Linked DNA regions of Homo sapiens: region 1 is linked to region 2. Evidence: chromatin contacts called from ENCODE Hi-C or POLR2A ChIA-PET data. All regions are on one chromosome and are shown on one strand. Each heading gives the region's core, a stretch centred on a gene start or an enhancer-like site at or near the end of the contact. The rest is flanking DNA. Distances are from core to core; before and after follow the strand shown.

The links. Hi-C counts contacts between places; a loop is a spot of excess contacts on that map. ChIA-PET counts read pairs that join two places held with the same protein, here RNA polymerase II (POLR2A). Pooled maps may share reads with other maps.
Region 1: a pooled map shows a loop between it and region 2 (4-fold over the local background). The contact joins the promoter of UBB here to the promoter of ADORA2B in region 2. A Hi-C loop is called at or near these places in 1 of 168 maps with a recorded cell type or tissue (HCT116) and 7 of 50 pooled maps. POLR2A ChIA-PET finds 5 or more read pairs at or near these places in 3 of 52 experiments (GM10248, H1 and Panc1).

The regions. Positions count from the first base shown.
Region 1 is chr17:16,378,739-16,382,408 of GRCh38, forward strand. UBB (ubiquitin B) reads left to right here and starts at 2,353. Exons shown (of 2, transcript NM_018955.4): 1 at 2,353-2,446; 2 at 3,164-3,670. The coding sequence starts at 3,170. It overlaps LOC124903937 (a long non-coding RNA gene), which reads right to left and starts at 608. Exons shown (of 2, transcript XR_007065643.1): 1 at 68-608. RefSeq lists an enhancer at 2,053-2,332.
Region 2 is chr17:15,943,258-15,946,855 of GRCh38, forward strand. It overlaps ADORA2B (adenosine A2b receptor), which reads left to right and starts at 1,873. Exons shown (of 2, transcript NM_000676.4): 1 at 1,873-2,326. The coding sequence starts at 1,992. RefSeq lists a silencer at 1,429-2,048 and an enhancer at 1,876-2,690.

The DNA.
Region 1 (3,670 bases), core at 1,103-3,602, 440 kb after region 2:
GTTTACTTCCACCCCACCCCCGTGACTGTGCCAGGCACCAGGATCCAAACACATCTGCCTTACTCACCTTCCTTGGGTTATCTCCTTGCAGGACGAGTGGCCACACCCAGGGTGTAGGGAAACCCGTTGCTTGGTCCTAGCTGGTTAACCTCACCCTTGCACAACAAGCACGTCAATGGGAGCAGGATCAGCTACTTTCTTGTAGGTGAATTCCCGTTTTTGAAGTGGGGTTTCGGCTCCCTAATCTGCACTTTTTTTTTTCCTACCAGTTTGGAGAAACAGCTGGGAAGAACTGGATTTGCAGGTATTGCTGGAGCCAGAGCGAAGCCCGGCCACTGTCACCATGGGCTCCAGCCTCGCCTCTCTGGGCCTGGTGGTGAGCGGCTTCAGCAACAGGTTTCCGGTCCCCGCAGAGGGTCCCACTCTGAACTCCCGATTTACAGACTGTTCTCGGGCCGTGATGAGGATTAAGACAATGCAACTAAGAGCACTCTGACTACAGAAGCATGATTTAAAGCTCCACAACCCTGCAATAACCACGAAGAAAAATAAAAAGCGGCTAGTCCGCCAGGCACGGTGGTTCATGCCTGTAATCCTAGCACTTTGGGAGCCCGAGGCAGGCGGATCTCCTGAGCCCAAGAGTTCAGTAACAGCCTGGGTAACATAGCAAGACTCTGATCTAACAACAAAAAAAAATTAGACCAGGAACAGTGGCTCACATCTGTAATCCCAGCACTTTGGGAGGCCGAGGCAGGCAGATCACCTGAGGTCAGGAGTTCGAGACCAGCCTGACCAACGTGGTGAAACCCCATCTGTACTAAAAAATACAAAAATTAGCCAGGCATGGTGACACGCACCTGTAATCCCAGCTACTCAGGAAGCTGAGGCAGGAGAATCGCTTGAACCAGGGAGGTGGAGGTTGCAGTGAGCCACATCACGCCACTGGCCTTCAGCCTGGGTGACAGAGTGAGACTCCGTCTCAAAAAATAAATACAAAATTAAAAAGCCAGGCGTGGTCCACGGTCCCAGCCACTTGGGAGGCTGAGGTGGCAGGATAACTTGAGCCCTGGAGGTCAAGGCTGCAGTGAACGGTGATCACACCACTGCACACCAGCCTGGGGACACAGCCAGACTTTGTCACAAAAAAGCAAAAACAACTGGCCAGTGTATGAGGGGCTCGTGTTTTTTGTTTGTCTGTTTGTTGAGACAGAGTCTCACTCTGTCGCCAGACTGGAATGCAGTGGCACATTCTCGGCCCACTGCAATCTCTGCCTCCTAGGTTCAAGCAATTATCTGCCTCAGCCTCCCAAGTAGCTGGGATTACAGGCGCCCGCCACCACGCCCGGCTAATTTTTTTGTATTTTTAGTAGAGACGGGGTTTCACCACCTTGGCCAGGCTGGTCTTGAACCCCTGACCTCATGATCCACCCGCCTCGGCCTCCCAAAGTGCTGGGATTACAGGCGTGAGCCTCCGCGCCCGGCCAGGGGCGCGCGTTTTTAAAACATGGGAGAGGGAATTGTGCTTCACAATCACCATCAGGTGTCTCGATATCGGGTGCCACGCCGTCCCGCTTCTGAGGCGCGGCGGCCCACTTTGGCAGGCCGAGGCGGGTGGATTACCTGAGGTCAGGAGTTCGAGACCAGCCTGACAAACATGGTGAAACCCCCGTCTCTACTAAAAATACAAAAAATTAGCCGGACGTGGTGGCGCATGCCTGTAATCCCAGCTACTTGGGAGGCTGAGGCAGGAGAATCGCTTGAACCCGGGAGGCGGAGGTTGCGATGAGCCGAGATCGCGCCATTGCACTCCAGCCTGGGAAACAAGAGCGAAACTCCGTCTCAAGAAAAAAAAGGAAAGACCCCCCCTCCTTCTCCCGCCGGAAATACCCTCTTTCAGGACGGCGCGCCTGTGCGGCGCACGCGCGCTCAGTTACTTAGCAACCTCGGCGCTAAGCCACCCCAGGTGGAGCCCAGCAACAACAGAGCCACCGCGTCCCCCACCAATCAGCGCCGACCTCGCCTTCGCAGGCCTAACCAATCAGTGCCGGCGCTGCAAGGAAGTTTCCAGAGCTTTCGAGGAAGGTTTCTTCAACTCAAATTCATCCGCCTGATAATTTTCTTATATTTTCCTAAAGAAGGAAGAGAAGCGCATAGAGGAGAAGGGAAATAATTTTTTAGGAGCCTTTCTTACGGCTATGAGGAATTTGGGGCTCAGTTGAAAAGCCTAAACTGCCTCTCGGGAGGTTGGGCGCGGCGAACTACTTTCAGCGGCGCACGGAGACGGCGTCTACGTGAGGGGTGATAAGTGACGCAACACTCGTTGCATAAATTTGCGCTCCGCCAGCCCGGAGCATTTAGGGGCGGTTGGCTTTGTTGGGTGAGCTTGTTTGTGTCCCTGTGGGTGGACGTGGTTGGTGATTGGCAGGATCCTGGTATCCGCTAACAGGTACTGGCCCGCAGCCGTAACGACCTTGGGGGGGTGTGAGAGGGGGGAATGGGTGAGGTCAAGGTGGAGGCTTCTTGGGGTTGGGTGGGCCGCTGAGGGGAGGGCGTGGGGGAGGGGAGGGCGAGGTGACGCGGCGCTGGGCCTTTCCGGGACAGTGGGCCTTGTTGACCTGAGGGGGGCGAGGGCGGTTGGCGCGCGCGCGCGTTGACGGAAACTAACGGACGCCTAACCGATCGGCGATTCTGTCGAGTTTACTTCGCGGGGAAGGCGGAAAAGAGGTAGTTTGTGTGGTTTCTGGAAGCCTTTACTTTGGAATCCCAGTGTGAGAAAGGTGCCCCTTCTTGTGTTTCAATGGGATTTTTATTTCGCGAGTCTTGTGGGTTTGGTTTTGTTTTCAGTTTGCCTAACACCGTGCTTAGGTTTGAGGCAGATTGGAGTTCGGTCGGGGGAGTTTGAATATCCGGAACAGTTAGTGGGGAAAGCTGTGGACGCTTGGTAAGAGAGCGCTCTGGATTTTCCGCTGTTGACGTTGAAACCTTGAATGACGAATTTCGTATTAAGTGACTTAGCCTTGTAAAATTGAGGGGAGGCTTGCGGAATATTAACGTATTTAAGGCATTTTGAAGGAATAGTTGCTAATTTTGAAGAATATTAGGTGTAAAAGCAAGAAATACAATGATCCTGAGGTGACACGCTTATGTTTTACTTTTAAACTAGGTCAAAATGCAGATCTTCGTGAAAACCCTTACCGGCAAGACCATCACCCTTGAGGTGGAGCCCAGTGACACCATCGAAAATGTGAAGGCCAAGATCCAGGATAAGGAAGGCATTCCCCCCGACCAGCAGAGGCTCATCTTTGCAGGCAAGCAGCTGGAAGATGGCCGTACTCTTTCTGACTACAACATCCAGAAGGAGTCGACCCTGCACCTGGTCCTGCGTCTGAGAGGTGGTATGCAGATCTTCGTGAAGACCCTGACCGGCAAGACCATCACCCTGGAAGTGGAGCCCAGTGACACCATCGAAAATGTGAAGGCCAAGATCCAGGATAAAGAAGGCATCCCTCCCGACCAGCAGAGGCTCATCTTTGCAGGCAAGCAGCTGGAAGATGGCCGCACTCTTTCTGACTACAACATCCAGAAGGAGTCGACCCTGCACCTGGTCCTGCGTCTGAGAGGTGGTATGCAGATCTTCGTGAAGACCCTGACCGGCAAGACCATCACTCTG
Region 2 (3,598 bases), core at 623-3,122:
CTGTCCTCGTTGGTGCAAGGGCAGATGTGACTGTTTATGCCTGTGGAGGGCAGAGGGGTTTTTCTTCTTCTTGTCTTTTTTTAGAGACAGGGTCTCCCTCTTTTGCCCAGCCTGGATGGAATGCAGTGGCATGATCCCAGCTCACTGCAGCCTCGAACCCCTGGCCTCAAAGGATCCTCCTGCCTCAGCCTCCCAAGTAGCTGGGACTACAGGCACCTGCCACCGTGCCTGGCTGATTTATTTTTTATTTGTTTGTTTAGAGATGGGGTCTCCCTACATTGGCCAGGCTGGTCTTGAACTCCTGGCCTCAAATGTTCCTCCTGTCTTGGCCTCCCAAAGTTTTGGGATTATAGGCGTGAGCCATGTTGTCGTCATTACAGCTACATTGAGATATAATTTATGTGCCACACAATGCATGCCTTTCAAGTGTACAGTTCAGTGGCATTGAGGTATATCCACAGAACCGTACAACCATCACCACATTGAGAAAATTTTTATCACCCTAAAAAATCCTTTACAAAATCCTTTACCCTTTAGCAGTCACCCCATGTTTTGATTTTTGCTTTACATGATTTTACAAGCATCTTTTCCTGTTGCTGGAAAATCTCCTTACCCATCCTCTTTGGTGACTGTCAGCAAAGGCTTTCGGGTGGTGAAATAGCGTGGCCAGGAGTGCTCTAGAACAATGGTGTTGGTGAGGGCTGCAGAAGCTGAGGACCCACAGGCAGAGAGGGAGGGATGGTAGAAGCAGGTGGTGAGGAGGGACTCGGGGCAGGACTTTGGGGGTAAAAGGAAGCAAGTCTCTGGAAGCAGAACCAGCAGCACTGCTGATCATTGGGACGTGGAGAAAGGCGAAGGCTCAGGGTGTCAGCAAACTTCCTAGGGTGGGTGAGGGTTGCCAGGTCAATAACGAACAGGGTCCCAGGAAAAGGCGGCAGCACAGGTTTGGGGAGAATTAGAGATGAGCTTGGTTTTGGTCTTGTTGGATTTGGGGGCACCAGTCTCTCTCCTGGCGAGAGTCGGCAGTGGGGTGTTAGGATCTGGCCCTCAGGAGGCTGTTAGGGCTGAAGCAAGAGATTTGGGAGTTAAGGGTGTGAGGGCCACGTGGGAGGCCTCGGGAGCCTGTGCCGATCCAGGGTGAGTGTGAAGGAAAGAAAAAAGAGGGCCCGGGGAACACTGGTATTTTCGGGCGGTGGACGAGGATGGGACGGCCACGAGCTTGTCTTAAGGTAGAAGGCAGAGCGGGGCCGTAGGGGCAGTGGCGCGGGCGAGGGTGGAGAACAGCGCTGAGCCTCGCTGGGAGGCGGCCGGAGGGGGCTGCAGCCCCCGAGGGCTCCTTGCAGTCCGGCCCCGCAGCCTGGAGACAGCTCCGGTGGTGCTGCGCTGCCCGAGACTGCTGCACGAGCGGGGACTGCGGCCTCGGCTCCCTGCCTGCCCGGCAGCCCCCCATCCAGTCGGCCTGCCCGGGGTGCGCAGGGTTAGCCTGGAGTGAGCTCGCCCCGCCCGGGGTTGCGCGGCCCTGGGGGGTCCTCTCGCGGCGGCTCCTGGGACCTGCTGGCGCCCCGGGCAGAGCCCGGCCCCATCCCAGGAGTCGCCCGGACTGGAAGGCAGTGCGAGCACTGGGACACAGCCTCCGAGCTCGAGCGTGACGGGAAGTTGGGGCAATTTGTTAGTTATCCGCCGCCACCAAGACGCGGCACGGCGCCTGGACCGGAGGGGCCCCGCGCGGGCGCGAACTTTGGGCTCGGGCGAGTGGGTGGTGCTCCGCCCAGCCCGAGACGGGCGGGCGCGCGGGCCAATGGGTGCCGCCTCTTGGCCGCGGGGGGCCCCGACCCGTGGGTCCCGGCCACCAGCGCCCCAGCCCCGAGGCTCAGAAGCGGCAGGCGGAGGCGCGGTCCGGGCGCTATGGCCATGCCCGGCGGGTCTCACGCGGCTGCCCCTCGCCCGGCGCGCCTTCGGTAGGGGGCGCCCGGGGCCCAGCTGGCCCGGCCATGCTGCTGGAGACACAGGACGCGCTGTACGTGGCGCTGGAGCTGGTCATCGCCGCGCTTTCGGTGGCGGGCAACGTGCTGGTGTGCGCCGCGGTGGGCACGGCGAACACTCTGCAGACGCCCACCAACTACTTCCTGGTGTCCCTGGCTGCGGCCGACGTGGCCGTGGGGCTCTTCGCCATCCCCTTTGCCATCACCATCAGCCTGGGCTTCTGCACTGACTTCTACGGCTGCCTCTTCCTCGCCTGCTTCGTGCTGGTGCTCACGCAGAGCTCCATCTTCAGCCTTCTGGCCGTGGCAGTCGACAGATACCTGGCCATCTGTGTCCCGCTCAGGTGAGGCGCTCGGCGTCGCCCGAACTCGGGGCCCCGTCGGAGCTCCGAAATGGGTCGTCTTCTCCAGGCCGGGGTTCCTCCCTCGGGGGCCCCAGACGGGCCAGGCTGGGGGCGCGCGGGGCGCTTGGAGGGCTGGTTCCCAGCCTGGCCACCCCGCAACGCTAGACCAGTGCGCCCGGGCACCCAAGACATCCCAGATGCGCGTCGCTCTAAGGAGATCTGCGTAGGGACAGCTCTAGGGGGTCCGGGGAGTGCGGTCCCCGGCGCCCGGGGAGGCGCCGTGGAAACCCCGGGGAAAGCGTCACCCCCGGGGAAAGCGTCACCCCCGTGGGCGGGTGGAGCCCGGGGCGCGGGAGTTTTGGTGATCACATCTCCACTCCTGCCACGAAGGCCGTTCCTAACACTCGCCCGCAGCGGCGGTGCAGCGGCAGTCCCGTGAGTGCTGCGGCTCCCGGAGGCCCGGGAGGTTCCCACTAAGGGCAAGGCAACTTTGGACGCTGGGCATTCGCACCGTCAGAATGGACACGCATGAGCCAGCTTCAGAACGTGTCTGCTGCGGAGAGGCGGCCCGGCCCATCCCAGGGGAAGGTGTCCGTTAACTTTGGGGAACGCTACGGACTCAGATTATATACTTTTAAAAGGAGTTACAATGCTTCCTCGTGTCTGGCAAACGGCCTTACAGCCTCACTGCCCTTGTGTAACTATTTATCTCCTGCTGCCCTGTTGGGAGCGGGCTGAGAAGTGCAGAAAATGGTGGCGAACTTACTTGTCCACTCTTTCTCCCACACTGAGAAAATCTAGGATTCAGGGGATGGAGTCAGCCAGCGACCAGAGTGGATTCCCAGTTGGAGCTGATGACTTCAACATTGAGAGTTTGTTGAAAGTATTTATTCTCTGTCTTTGGTGCCTGGGCCACTTTGGCATTTCTGAGGAGAGCTTGAGATCTCTTTAAATTTGGAGCTGAGACAGGGAAACTAAATCACAGAGTAGGAAGGAAGGGAAGGAATTCATTTATTGGGTGCCAACTCTGTGCAGACAGTTTATAATAAACGTGTCCCCAGCAGTCCTTGCAGTAGTACCAGAGGACGGGTGCTGTAACCTTCATCTCGTAGAGGAGGGGTGATGGCCCAGGGAGGTTGGAGTCTTGCCCAGGATGGTGTATCAGGGATGGGTGTCAGAGCCGGGGCTTGAACTCACAGCTGGCACCGTGTCCCCACCCATGCCATCAGGCCACTCTGCAAGGCCATGTGTGGCACCGTGTTTAGGAGTCAG